Linked DNA regions of Homo sapiens: region 1 is linked to region 2. Evidence: read pairs that join two places in POLR2A ChIA-PET (ENCODE). Cell type or tissue: Caco-2. All regions are shown on one strand. Links, peaks and the distances in the headings refer to the core of each region. The heading gives the core; the rest is flanking DNA.

What was found. ChIA-PET counts read pairs that join two places held together with the same protein. Peaks named below come from ENCODE experiments on the same cell type or tissue, not always from the same donor. Only the 100,000 strongest peaks of a DNase experiment are listed, where the experiment ranks them.
Region 1: POLR2A ChIA-PET joins it to region 2 with 5 read pairs; 6 of 35 experiments call an interaction of 5 or more read pairs at or near these places.

Annotation. Positions count from the first base shown.
Region 1 is chr17:50,466,236-50,470,616 of GRCh38, reverse strand. All of the region lies in intron 10 of ACSF2 (acyl-CoA synthetase family member 2), which reads right to left. CHAD (chondroadherin) reads left to right here and starts at 1,737. Exons shown (of 4, transcript NM_001267.3): 1 at 1,737-2,577. The coding sequence starts at 1,804. RefSeq lists enhancers at 864-1,821, 1,822-2,780. In Caco-2, for the core only: no CTCF peak of the experiment used is centred there; DNase peaks (open chromatin) are centred at 721, 2,330, 2,576 and 3,141.
Region 2 is chr17:50,520,877-50,525,206 of GRCh38, reverse strand. It overlaps MYCBPAP (MYCBP associated protein), which reads right to left. Exons shown (of 19, transcript NM_032133.6): 8 at 3,982-4,097; 9 at 3,776-3,891; 10 at 3,126-3,234; 11 at 2,079-2,268; 12 at 1,423-1,610; 13 at 184-330. Among named protein-coding and RNA genes, the nearest start is that of EPN3, 9.7 kb to the left of the region's middle. In Caco-2, for the core only: no CTCF peak of the experiment used is centred there; a DNase peak (open chromatin) is centred at 1,786.

The sequences.
Region 1 (4,381 bases), core at 294-4,293, 55 kb after region 2:
AAGGCCCCATAAACTTGATGAGAAAGCCAGCCTGCCTTGGCCCAGCTAGGAGTGGCACAGACACAACCCCACCCCCGCATTCTGCAAACCCTGAACAAGTGCCTGGCCTTGGGGCAGGCGTCCCCCAAGCTCTGGAGAGTTTCCCGTGAATTTATTTCCATCAAAATAAAAAAACAACCTAAGCAGTGATTTTAAAAACCAGTGGTACCCCCACCCCACCTCCCCCATTTCCAGTGGTTGGAAAGCCTGAGCAACAGAAAAACCAGAAGCCAGCCTTGGAGAAGCCTAAATACCATCAAGGAATGGTCTAGGCCAAGTATGACCCTCCTATCCTAGAGGCAAGGGGCAGAGAGGTTTGGGAAAAGGGCAGGCCCTGGAAACCAGGCCCCAACACGAGGGTACTGGGTAAGGGAAGAGAGGCTAGTTACCCCGTATCCTAGGTCCCCTTTAATCAACGGATACCAGATCTCATCCATCCTCCTCCCTGCACCAAGCTTCCCCCATATCAGCTGCTCTGGCTCTGGCACGGCTGGGGTTTGGTTCAATGTGGGTTCTGGTTTCTCCTTCCACCCCTCATCACAGACAATATCCTGTGCCAGGCAGCTTGGAGCTCACCCTGAGGCCAGAGCTGTGACCCTGCCTGCTCACCCTCCCCTTTCCACAGGAATCCGGACATCGTGGCTGGCAAGTGGGCACACAGAAATCTGGCGGGCTGGGGCGGGACTGCCCACAGAACTTAGGGTCTGGCAGCCAGAGCCGTCCAGGGCTGGTCCCTCGACCTGCCCCACCCCCTCCCGCACCCCTCCTCACAGTCCTGGGGCCACCGCCCGAATGTGGCATCTGCCAAGTACACCTCGGCGCCACTCAGCCGCCACCCTGAGACCCCTCAGGGGCGGGTCCTGACCACTAGGGTTGGGGATGAGGGATGGAGATATTTCGGGGCGATGAAGGAGGGGGGATGGTGCGACTGTGCTTGTGGCCTGTGGTTTCCAGGTGTGTTTGCCATTCCTGTGGGCCACTCTCCCCCACTTCCCACTTCTCTGCTTAGCCTTCAGCGGTGGAAAAAGGGGATGAGGGCGCCGGCGACAGAAACGCAAGCGGGGTTGGAAGAGAGGGGTGGGGGCGCGCCCGAGGGTGGGGAAGGAGCTCGGGTCTACCCAGGGCCAGCTTCGGCGCGTCGAGTCTGAAGTGGGAGACCGACGCCGGGGCGGCTCTCACGCTCGGCAGGCGCCGCACAAGCGCCCCTTTAAAGCGCAGGCAGCTGGCCCACCGCAGGGAGACGCATCCAGCTGTCCGGCCCCGCTTCCTCCCGCCTCGCATCCAGGGCACCCGGCCGAGCGTGTGTGGATGGCGCGGCGTGGAGGCTCAAACCTGAGCAAACAAATAAGTTGAGGGAACGCCTCCCTCTCTCCGATGTAAACTCGGGGCTCCAGACATAACTATTCCCCCTTCCCAGAAAAGCCCCGGGAAAGGCGGTAGGCAGAGGAGCACCATAGGAGAGCGGGGGGCTACAGCCGGGGCTCAGGGCTCGGGGCTCGGGGGCCACGGTCCCACCCCCTCATGCACGGTAGCCGGCTGGGGGAACGGCCCCGCCCCCTTCCCCGTGGAGGGCGGGGGCGCATCTCTGGGCGCGAGCGAGTTAAGCCCAGTGGCCTCGATGCTCCACGTAGGAGCTGGCTCGGCTGCCGGCTGCGGTCAGGGCCACCGTATAAAGAGGGCGGCAGACCCGAGCGCCTAGGACTCGCCGCTGCCCGCGCCCCGCCGCCGCTGCTGCCCCCAGCCCCGGCCCCAGGCGTCCCAGCCATGGTCCGCCCAATGCTCTTGCTCAGCCTCGGCCTCCTGGCTGGTCTGCTGCCGGCGCTGGCCGCCTGCCCCCAGAACTGCCACTGCCACAGCGACCTGCAGCACGTCATCTGCGACAAGGTGGGGCTGCAGAAGATCCCCAAGGTGTCAGAGAAGACCAAGCTGCTCAACCTACAGCGCAACAACTTCCCGGTGCTGGCTGCCAATTCGTTCCGGGCCATGCCGAACCTCGTGTCATTGCACCTGCAGCACTGCCAGATCCGCGAGGTGGCCGCCGGTGCCTTCCGCGGCCTCAAGCAACTTATCTACTTGTACCTGTCCCATAACGACATCCGCGTGCTGCGCGCAGGTGCCTTCGACGACCTGACCGAGCTGACCTACCTCTACCTGGACCACAACAAGGTCACTGAGCTGCCCCGGGGGTTGCTCTCCCCGCTGGTCAACCTCTTCATCTTGCAGCTCAACAACAACAAGATCCGTGAGCTGCGCGCAGGCGCCTTCCAGGGAGCCAAGGACCTGCGCTGGCTCTACCTGTCGGAAAACGCGTTGAGCTCCCTGCAGCCCGGGGCCCTGGACGACGTGGAGAACCTCGCCAAATTCCACGTGGACAGGAACCAGCTGTCCAGCTACCCCTCAGCTGCCCTGAGCAAGCTACGGGTGGTGGAGGAGCTGAAGCTGTCCCACAACCCCCTGAAAAGCATCCCGGACAATGCCTTCCAGTCCTTTGGCAGATACCTGGAGACCCTCTGGCTGGACAACACCAACCTGGAGAAGGTGAGCTCCTGGCTGTGGGCTCTGCCCTGGTTCCTTCTTCCCTTCCTGGAGGCCCCAGGAGCCAGGGCCACAGCTGGCACCATCCCCCGTCCCCAGGTTCCCTGTCCCTCTGGCTATCTCCAAGGTGAGCAGCTCTGCCACCTCCCTTCCTCGCCTTGTCACATCCCTACCCTAATCCCTGTCTGCTGCCAGTCTCGACCACTGCCCTCCTAGGATTCTTACATATAAAAGGAGTGGGACTGCCCTGGCCCCACAAAAGGCCCCCTAGGGCCATCTCCAGTGCTTCCAAACCCCCAACTGTGAGCAGCAGCCACCTCTTCCTGTTGGGCCTTCCACCCCTCCTCTGCTGTTTTTCCCGTCTCCAGTAAACCTACCACCCCATAAAGGAAGGTTTGTTTATTGAGGAGCCTTCCAGAGGAGCTGGGCAGATCAGGCCCACAAAGAGACCCTGTTCCTGGTGGGGGCTGTGCATGTGTGCTAAGGGGGAGTGGGGGACTGGGGAGTGAGGGGAAGCAAATGCCTGAGGAAGACATTCTCCATGCCCCATAGAGGCCCTGGTGGATGGCCCTGCCCAATCCACACAGACACAATTCACTGCATTCTCAAGTCCATTGCAGCTCAGTAGGCGTGGGACCAAGGGCTCCCCCAGGATGCAAGCATCGTGCCCATGGGCTCCGTGAAGGGGCAAAGGCAAGACCACTATTGTCAATCCTTGGCCCAAGACCCCAGGTGTCTCTCCACAGAGAAGACTGGCGTGACTCACTGTCTCCAGACTGCTAACTGCCCTTTGCCCTCCTCCGTCACTAGACCCATCTCCTGTCTGCATCCTCACTCATTCCTTTCTCCCCTGGGGTGCCCAGTGTCTGGCCAGGTGGGGCTACCTTGGATCAGAGCAGAATCCCTTCTCTGGGACTGGAAAAATCACCCTGGTACAGGGGCTTCAGCCAGGAGGTTTGGGTGGGGAACCAACAAGGTAGAGGAGAGTCTGGTTACTGGAGACCTTCATACCTCAATGTGGGCCACAGGAAAGGGTGCGGGTGTGGAGATGTGGGCAGAATCTCACTTGGGCAGCAGCCAACCTTTGTCTGGGTGGAAGGAGCCTGCTCAAGCCTGCCCTTCTTCAGCCCTGCCTCTCCCCAGCTGAAGTTGGAGTCCCCTGTGGCCCACCAGTGCCAGAGTGGTCTTTCAGTGGGCAGCAGAGCAGCGAATTAGGGGCTGGTTTGGGGCAGGGGAGGCCAGACAGGAATTGTGGCGCCTGGGCAAAGGTGTGGGCACCAATAGAACATTTCCTCTGGAGCCGTCCAACCTGGCCAAAGGCTCCACCAAGGTGGCTTCACAAATAGCGTCTGGCTGGCAGTGGGGGAGCAGTGAGGACAGAGCTGAGGGAAGTCCTGGGACCCTGGGACTGTGGGGAGCCTGGGCCCACTGCCCACTCCACCAAGCACAGACCAAGTTCACCGTGTACCAGTTTGGATTGCTGGGGCCAAACTCTGGCAGCCCCACAGTCCCAGTGTTTGTGCAGGGATTGTGGTGCCAGGGGAAGAGGAGCTGGGTGTGGTCCTGTGGCTACTGTTTACCCACTGCTGTGACCCAGGGCAAAGGACTGCGCTTTTTCCGTTTCCCCATTTGCATATTGAAAATAACACCACCTGGCTGGGCGTGGTGGCTCACGCCTGTAATCCCAGCACTTTGGGAGGCTGAGGCGGGTAGATCACGAGGTCAGGAGATCGAGACCATCCTGGCTAACATGGTGAAACTGCGTCTCTACTAAAAAAATACAAAAAAATTAGCCGGGCATGGTGGC
Region 2 (4,330 bases), core at 1-4,000:
CGCAGTTCACAATGGGATTCGTGCTCCTATGAGAATCTAATGCCACCGCTGATCTGACAGGAGGCAGAGCTCAGGCAGTAATGCTGGCTCACCCACTGCTCACCTGCCGCTGTGCGGCCTGCGGGTTGGGGACCCTTGACGCAGGGCACACATGAGGGGGCAGGGGCTGGCGCTGGGCCTCACCGGAGGATTTCTGTGCCGGAACAAGTCTTCCTCGGTGAGATAGGCATCCACAGGTGATGGTGTGCGCTCCGGGGTCAAGACCCCCATCAGCAGCTCCTGCAGCACTTCGCGAACGACGGTGACTGCCTCATGGGCAGTCAGCTTGCTCTGCAAAAGGGAAGGTGGCAGAGGATGGCAGCCCAGGCTATCAAAACCAATGCATCCTTCAGGAAGTTGGAGCCCCCAGGACTTTGTGCCTTCCTAGGGTCTGAGTTCCTGCCATTGTCTCTCTCTCTCTCTCTCTCTCACACACACACACACACACACACACACGCCTGTTCTAAGACCTGAAAACCTCTGAGTCTCTCCAGACATCCTTGTTCCCTAAAAATGGATGAAAAGGATCCAGAGGAGGGCCAGTTCCAGTGACAGCTGCTGCTGCCTGGGGCCTGGTGGTCACACAGTTAGCATGTCACCAGATTAGGAAGAAGGGGCAGGGCACATAGTGGGGGTGCTTCTGAGGATGGTGGTGAACCTTCATCAGGCTTCAGTGAGTGTCACAGAAACACGGGAGGGGCGCCTTGTGTGAGACATGGGTTGTACAGTCAATGAGTAAAGCAAGCATGACATTGTCAAAATTACCTTTGATCACCACTGGCTGAGCCCCACATGAAGGAGCCGGCCTTGTGATTGGGGGCCACAATGAATAAAAAAGCACAGCTTTCCACCAAATCCCAGGATGCACGGCTCAAATGGCCACACTGTGAAACTGACTGCGGACGACAGATTCCAAGCTCCCACCTCACACTCACTCGAGTTGTCAGCTGATTGAGTGGGACGGTGGGCAGACTCATGCTGCTATGTATTAATTAATTATTCTCCCTGGTTTTGAAGTCTTGTCGCTTAAATGCAACTCCACTGTGTAGTACCAGACAGCGATGAACAAAACACAGACCAGTACATAGGGCCACACATTGTACTTTACAGTCTGCCTCTTAAGGCTCAGTCTAATTTCTTTCTAACTCAGTGGGGCCATGCATGGCATTGCTGCAAGCTGCTCCATGCCTGCCTAGCCAGCGCACCCATCTTTTAAATCACAAGCCCTGGGAAGTGTTTGTGGAGCAAGAGTAGTTACCTGTTTGCTAAAAATCCAATTCTCCTCTTAGGCTGGGAGAAATATGATCCCTTCAGTCACTGCCAGGAAGAACACCAGGATACCCTACCTGATGTCCACAGGGGCCATGGTCCTGGGTCCCTTACCTCCAGTACTTTCCTCTCATCCTCAAAAACGTCCTGGGTCAGGGAGACCGCGTGGAGATTGACCTGCAGTATAGCACCTCCTAATAGAGTAGGATGGGTTCGAAACTCCCAAAATTCCCTGAAGACCCCAGCAGTCAAAGACTTGAAGAAGAAGGTAAATGTTTTAATTTCTCCAGGCAGAATCACACCTGAGAGGGACAGAGACCCGAGGTTTTCAACATGCAGGAGCTGGCTGAGCCCCAGGCCTACATGCTCCTACATGCAGTTAACTGAGTCCCAGGCCAGGTGGCTGGCCAACCATCCCAGTTTGCCCAGGGCTGAGAGGTTTCCTGGAATGTGGGAATTTGAGTGCTAAAGTCCCAGGCAAACAGAGACAGCTGGCCATCCTAGCCCCAGGCCTGTGCACCTAGATAACTGAGCCCCTAGAACGCTTCTGCTCCCTGGTGGCTCACCTCCCCAGGTTCTCAAGTTCCATCAGTCTCTCAACAGACATGAGTAGTCAGGCCACACATTTCACAGAAGGAATGAGAGGGACAAGGCAGGGAAGCAGGGCTCAAACTTACAGGAGCTGGGCCATAACTAAACTTTGATGTCTCACGGAGGACAAAACCAGCCCCAGACAGGAGCTAGCACATAGGGTGGCTTCTCCCGAGTACCTTCCCGGTTGTCAAAGTAAAATCGCTGCATCCTGTTTTTCTTAAGGTCTTGGAAAGTGTCCGGCTGGTGCTGCCGTCGCCAGTCATACCAAATGGCCACGGTGCCATTATTGACCACAGTCAGTTCTGAGGAGGTTTTCTCGCCTTCTAGGGTTTCAAAGGTCAAGTGAGCAGCAATCCCAACCTGCCTCTGGAAGGAGGAGGGACAAGAAATGTCTTTGCTGCAAACCCTGGCCTAGAGTGAACAACTCATCTGGTCTGCCCAGGACTTTTCTGGCTTTAGCACTGCAAGTCTCGTGTCCCAGGCCTCCAGGGCTTGGCCACTGTCACACAGAGTGGTATCCTACTCCAGCGTGGTTGTCTCTGAGGTTACCCTCAATAGCAAGAAGAGAAGATAAAACAAATATATATATATATATTTTTTTTTTTTTTTTGAGACAGAGTTTCGCTCTTGTCACCTAGGTTGGAGTGCAATGGCGTGATCTCAGCTCACTGCAACCCCCGCCTCCCGGGTTCAAGCGATTCTCCTGCCTCAGCTTTCCAAGTAGCAGGGATTACAGGTGCCCACCACCACGCCCTGCTATTTTGTATTTTTAGTAGAGATGGGGTTTCACCATGCTGGCCAGGGCTGGTCTTGAACTCCTGATGTCAGGTGATCCACCCACGTCAGCCTCCCAAAGTGCTGGGATTACAGGCGTGAGCCTCTGCGCCTGGCCAGATAAAATATATTTTATATCCAATGAACACTTCTATTCCTTAGCATCTGAAGAATATTTTGGAACCTTCTTAGAGCCATACCTACTTGAGTTTGCTTGTTTACATGCTTGGGGGCTGGGTATAAGCCCCAAGTGGCTTATGACACTCGCAGCCTTGTGATTTTATTCTTGCTCAAGTCAGTGTTGCTGTCACCATTTTCAGACGTGCTGAATGCACGACCAGATAAAAACCCAAACAGGAGACTGTGCAGGCTGCTGGTAACTGCCAGTCACCTCAGGGCTGCACCCCTGAGGGAGGCTCTCCCAGCAGGTGTGGTGGAGGCTGTTTTACCTTGTCCTGTGGATTACTGCCTCTGATCCAGCAAGCTGGCTTCCCACAGAACAGCAGAGAAGGGCCGAGAATAGGCATGGAGACATCAGAGGAACTGGCCAATGTGCCTCTGTAAGAAAAGCCAATGACTTATTTTCTCTTAGGCTGCCACAGTCATGCCATGTGGAACCCCACAGAAACGGTCACCAGGAAGCCTAGAAACACAACCAGCTCTACCCTGCAATGGAGTATGATCAACTCCACTCCCACGCAGCTTCCTCCTGACCCATTGCTGTAGATGGGAGATTCTTAGAAACACACAGACTCTTTAAGCCCTCTTGCCAGAGCCACTCACAGTACACAGAAATACACAGACTCTCCATGCCAGAGGCATTCAAGATGCATAGCAGTGGGAGGGTCTAGAGAGCCCTCAGTTGACCAGCAAGGGAATGTCTGGGAAATCCCCATTAGGAGTTGGTTATTGGAAAGGAGCAGATGGCAATAGGAAAGCCAGCACAGGTGCTGGAATGGGTTCAAGGAGTGGGTGGCAACCACTGGACAGAAGCTAGGCTAGAGGCACCCTGATCTCAGGGAGGGAAGCCCGCTCTTTAATACTGGTAGGTGCTGGAGAACTCTTCAGCCTCTCTCCCCAGGGTTCAGGCTGCACTCACAAGTATGCTGTGTCTTCAGAGGAGCTTCCCTGACTTCTTTCAAACACTGTGTAGTCTTCCACAGTAACAGCCGAGAAGGGCCACCCTTTGCCCACCACCTCCAGGCCATCAATATCCTCCGAGAGATGGAGAAAGGTAAGATGAGCTGACTGAAGACAGGCATCGCCCCAAGGGGCTTCTGACTGGGGCATGGAGGCCATACCAACCTGCTGGCTGAAATCCAGCTCTTCCATGATTCTCTGCAGCTCCTTGCGTCGGTAGATCAGAAACAGACTCCGATCCCAGGTGTAGCGGTATGAAGCGTCCCTCTGGGCTGGTAATCCTAGCATGAGGTCCAAGGACCCTCAGCACAGGCTGCTGCCATGTCCCCTTGCTCACCCACTTCTCAAGGGCTCTGAGAGTGCCTATCCCAACACCATTTCTAGGAAGGACTAAAAATACAGCTTCCCTGTGGCAGCTAGACTCCCGTTCTCCTGTCCTATACCTCCTCAGCAGCCCTACACAAGACTCCTGAAAAATTAGCTTCCAAATAGCCAAATCTTTGGATTATAATAA